Regions from separate parts of the Mus musculus genome. Here region 2 is linked to region 1. A link is a loop called in an ENCODE intact Hi-C map of the cell type or tissue named here. Cell type or tissue: heart. All regions are shown on one strand.

Region 1 (2,500 bases):
AGACCGATATTCAGACTGTCAGGTGGGTCTACGGTCCTTCACTGTTTTTTTGGCTGTCCTGACTTTTGTACTTCCTAGGTTCTTTGCCCATTATTCTCAAACAGAATTGATAAGGCACTGTACACATCCAAGCCATACCTCCTGCAAGACAGCACTCTTCTCCAAATGCTGGAAAGGATTGGAACCACTACCTATAGTATAAGAAAAAGAGAAGGTCTTCAATAGCTGGACTACAAAGACTTTTCTAAAGGAGGATATTGCATGCTTGGAAATCTCACCTAAACAGAATGATCCCTTGGAAGTCACAAGGACAACTATTACTAATATGCAAAGAAGTTGGATGAAGTAATTTTGATTCTGGTTCAAATTCTGTCATTGCCATACTGAGATATCTTGGACTTCTCCTGATATAGGAACCCTATCCAAAATGAGTGCCTTCATTCCCTGCTTCCCCCTCCCCCATCCCATGGATGTTAACAAATGTGTCGGTTTCCACCACCACCAAGAGTAATGAGATGACAGGACACTATGGATTTCCCTAAAAGCAAGCCCTATTTTATGTGTTTCACACATTTACTGAAGCAGAAAGGAACAGTTTCGCAGAGAGTCACAGATGTAAAGGCCATGCAGGATGAGGCCATGAAGGTCCACTAACCCAACCTTCCACCACACTTGTGAGAGCAGCTACCACTGAAGAGCTGAAGATTTTTTTTTTTTTTTTTGAAGAGGCTTGGCATCTTCCCCACTTGCACTGCACCACAGACAGGTATCAACACGCAAGTCACTTCTGGATGCCTGAGCATTCAATGAGCTGTGTCCCACCGGGCAGTCTTAACCCCTGGGAACAGGAGAATCAAGGCCCTTCAGAGTCCATAAACACGCAACCCTGGCCCGGTCGACCCCAGCTCCCAAAACAGGGGGTGCTCGCCCTGGGGCCTAACCCCACCAGCAACCCCAGGGTACCGAGACTTGCGCGCGCACCTCCTCGCCCCCCGACAGGGCCCCACGGAGGGCCGGCTCGGAGGGGCTCGATCGGGGGGCGGGCGCGGGGGGCGGGGACGCGCCGGGGCGGAGCCGCCGAGCGCTCGAGGCGACTCCCGGCCAGGAGCGCGCGGCCCGAGGGGAGGCCCCGGCGCCGGGGGAGGGGCTTCGGGCAGACCCCGCCGCTGCGGCCGCCCCCCAGAGCAGGTGGCTGCGGGCGAGGGAAGGGGGGAAACCCTTGCGCCTGAGAGTGGGCGTCCGGAGCGCCGCGCGTACCAGACTCCTCGTCCTTCTTGTCGAATTTTTTAATCATCTTGGACGGCTTCCCAGCGCCCAGACCCACCGCAACCGTCCCAGGCGCCGCAGCCGGCGAGCGGAAGACGCTGCAGGAAGGCAGGCCCTGGGTTCTCGCACCGGTTGGGCCGGCGGGCCGTCACTCGGGGCCAAGGCCCGCCCCCCTCGGGCCTCCGCGGCCGCCCTTGCCCCCTAGGGACGCAGGCACGCCCCCTGCTCCGCCCACTGCCGCACGGGGGCGTGGCCAGAATCTGCCCGGAGGCTCACCACGCCCCGCTTCACAAACTCTGCAAGCCAGGTCTGAGACAACAAACAGGGAACTTTATTTGGTTAGTGACTTCTCCAGGCCCCCTCAGTTCTTGGAGAGTGAGGAGTGGGGCTTTAAGTCTTTGTCTTCACCAAATGACAGCCGCATCTTTGACAATCCACTGCTGGGCCCTTCCATGGCGAAAGAAGCTCTCCCCTGGCACACTTCTTGTAGGCTTCTCTTCTAGGAGCTTTGAAAATGTCAGGGGTTCCCAAAATACTTGCGAAGTTGGTGTTTCACTCTCTGACTTCATGGAAACTACGACAAAGCATAGGACACGTTGAATGTGCGACTCTGAGAGCACTAGAAGCGTACTAAAAGGAAGGCGTGATGTGATCCATTTGAGGAGACCGAAAAGCTGGTCTTAATTTAACTTTCCAAGAGGGTAGATTTGGGGACTGCCATTCCCAACTTCTTATGATTCCTTCTTCACCCAAACCAGTGTAGTTTTCTTGGCTTTCACCATTTTCAAATGATTCAATCTGCATAACACTCAAGTAATTTAAGGGATACTCATGTGTCTCAGTGCTTTTCCAAATGTTTTCTCTTTTTTTTTTTTTTTTTTTGTCCTCGTCTCAGAGTATGAAAAACACGCTTTTAATGCCTTGGGCATCGAAGACATCACATTTCTAGAAGGTCTTTCCAGCTTCACCTGTTCTTAGGGCGTTGACTACTTTAAGATCTTAATGACAGTCCTTCCTCCGTTGAGGGCGTGGTTTGCCTCTTGGGCAACCTTCTAACCAAACTTGACAACTTCTACTCAGATCTCTCTCTCTCTCTCTCTCTCTCTCTCTCCCTCTCTCTCTCTCTCTCTCTCTCTCTCTCTCACACACACACACACACACACACACACACACACAAATGATAGGGCATCATTTGGGGGACAGAGATGTTAGCTTAGAAATGGCACCACTAGTA
Region 2 (2,500 bases), 390 kb before region 1:
TTACAAGCAAGTTTTCATATGTAGTAAATCTAAATTATAGTGGAAATTACTTACCGATATACCAGAGGGGCCAGTATGTCACATTATAATATGTACTGATTAACTTTCCAGTCCTGAAAAGATTAGAAAGGCTTTCCAGTTATTTAAATAAATAAATAACACGCCCACCACAAACCAACCAAACACTTAAAACCAAAACAAATATAAAAAGCCACAGTGCCAGCCAACAATAGTTAAAATTTTCACTTATGGGCTGATTAACTTACATTTCAGTATATATCATTCCAGCCATGGATACATTTAGGAGTCCCCAAGCTAAAACCACTTTCCTAGTTTCTGTTTCTTTTCTCATCTTGATGGTTCTGTCAATAAGGGAAGGATTGGGGCTTACGTCTCCTTGCATCTATTCAAAGGCAAAACAAAAAACAAAAAAACAAAACAGCCTGAAATGAAAAGAAACTACTCTTAAGAAATCAAAAATGTCTGTTGTAAAGTAACTGCTCCCCCCCCCAACTTTTCTCTTCTTTAAAATTTCTCCCCAACTTTCCCCTTTAATATTAGTATATGAAACTTTAATATTAGTATACACAACCCTGAAATATCTTCTTAGGTACCACAGAAAAATCAGCAGGGAACTTGCTGGTTATTTCAGAGAAGCTAATGGTTCCAATAAATTAAAATGTTTTGCTACATAATGTAATGGTTTGTTATTAAGTTCGCAAAGAGTTCTTTTGTCTCTGCTTCGAGTTACTACATCTAGATGAAGAGACACCAGATATCAACTTTTGTCATTACTGTGTCAGACCCTAACCTTGACCATGGAGTGATACAGGCTTAGCATCTCCTTTTGGTGATGAAATTGTAAAGCTTTTCTCACGGGGTGGACGGGTACTATTCACGTGAAGAGTCAAGAGAGAGACGGGAACGGGAACACGTGCGTTCAGTTTGGGTTACTAAAACTGTCATCTCCTTTGTCTCGCTAGGCTCAGCTCTGCAATCACTGAGAGGGCAGCTCCCGGGAGTCATATTCTAGAGCACATTAGCATCCTTCCCGCCTTCCTGCCCCGCGCCAAAACTCTCCTCGGAGAGCTTCCCTCCCTGGCTACCTCAGTACGAGCTTTATAATTATCCTTCATGTGTCTTTCTTCCCTTGCACTACAAGTGGCAAGATTCCTAGCTACATCATCCCCTGGCTGAACCTCAGGCACAACTTTAGGTTTGGAACTCTGAGGGAACAGCACGGACTCCATGTCCAGGAAGCACAAGACAACCCCCCCAAACGCACCATGTTCTTCAGCAGGAAGCCGTGGACTCGCGCCACTCCCTACTGCACATGCGCAGAGGCAAGACTAAGGCGGCGGCGGCGGGCAAGCCGGGCTACAGTTACCGGAAGAACCGGGCCCTCTCTTCTCGCGAGAGGGAGAGGGGTGGGGCAGAAGGACCCGAGCCGCGATCGTTGCCAGGGGAACGCCCTCGGATTTGTGCCTCCTACTTAGCTGCAGGAAAAGGCTGAGCTGCAAAATTCAGACCAGATTCTGAACACTTAGTAAAAAGTAATGATTGTAGCAAGCTGAAGTTTGGATATTACTAATTGTAGCTTTATCTAGGGCCCCCTACGGCTAATTGGTAGGATACAAGCATGCCTGATGTGTTAGACACACTCAGCAATGACAAAGCATTTTTCCTCTTTTGAAGTGTTTTCTCCCTCAATTGGTTTGACCCAATGTAAATTCTCAAATATCCACCTTATGAGGATGCAGCATTAGGAAGAAAAACTGGAACGTTCTATTGAAGTTAGTGGTGGTTTTGGGGTTAAAAACAAACAAACAAACAAAACCCCACCTTTGCCCTGAATGTTCTTTGAAAGAACTGAGAAAAGAGTCACCAGGGAGGTGAGTGGTTTTCCTTAGTAGCTAGTGCAAGTTCTGACAATACGCCATGTGTGGAGTACGAGGCAGGGATGGGGGCTTGGCTTCCTGGCTATTGTTCTAAAGAGCTTTGCCTGTGTCCTGCAGGTGAGGACAGGGAAGCAAGTCCAACTCTGGAAGAGCTTTCTTGGGAGTGGCAGCACTGGCCCAACTAGTGGCCAGCGTAGCCAGTGCCTGGAGAAGTGTGCCAGCCAGGCCTTGGTACATACATGCCTTTAATCCCAGCAATCGAGAGGCGGGGGCAAGTGCCTCTGGAGTTCCAAAGCTAGCCATAATGACATTGTCTCAAGATAGTAACTAAATATCAAGATTAAACAGAAGAAAATGAAGTTTCATTGTGGTAGTGCATAGTGTATGCTCTTAAAGAGCTAATAGGTTTTTAGGTTTTTTTTAAAATCATGTTTATATTGTCTTAGTACAATGTTTGGATCTGGACATAGATTTGGAGATGAACTAACTTGACAATTGTTCCAAGAGAACAGGTTCAATTCTGTCAGTATACAGTCAAATCCAAAATGACAGCTCATTTCTCCACATGTAAGTCTATCTAAAAAGGCCCAAAGATTTATTTA

The links. Hi-C counts contacts between places; a loop is a spot of excess contacts. Peaks named below come from ENCODE experiments on the same cell type or tissue, not always from the same donor. Only the 100,000 strongest peaks of a DNase experiment are listed, where the experiment ranks them.
Region 2: it touches region 1 in a loop (2.2-fold over the local background); 3 of 42 quality-filtered maps call a loop at or near these places.

Annotation. Positions count from the first base shown.
Region 1 is chr6:30,895,404-30,897,903 of GRCm38, forward strand. It overlaps Copg2 (coatomer protein complex, subunit gamma 2), which reads right to left and starts at 1,391. Exons shown (of 24, transcript NM_017478.3): 1 at 1,258-1,391; 2 at 139-191. The coding sequence starts at 1,294. Tsga13 (testis specific gene A13) reads right to left here. Exons shown (of 8, transcript NM_054073.2): 8 at 1,578-1,840. The coding sequence ends at 1,671. In heart, a CTCF peak has its summit at 1,347; a DNase peak (open chromatin) is centred at 1,418; H3K4me3 peaks cover 1,880 bases; H3K27ac peaks cover 1,884 bases.
Region 2 is chr6:30,508,400-30,510,899 of GRCm38, forward strand. Tmem209 (transmembrane protein 209) reads right to left here and starts at 1,384. Exons shown (of 15, transcript NM_178625.4): 1 at 1,286-1,384; 2 at 267-403; 3 at 55-113. The coding sequence starts at 1,288. It also overlaps a transcript of Ssmem1 not described here. In heart, no CTCF peak of the experiment used is centred here; a DNase peak (open chromatin) is centred at 1,372; H3K4me3 peaks cover 1,874 bases; H3K27ac peaks cover 2,314 bases.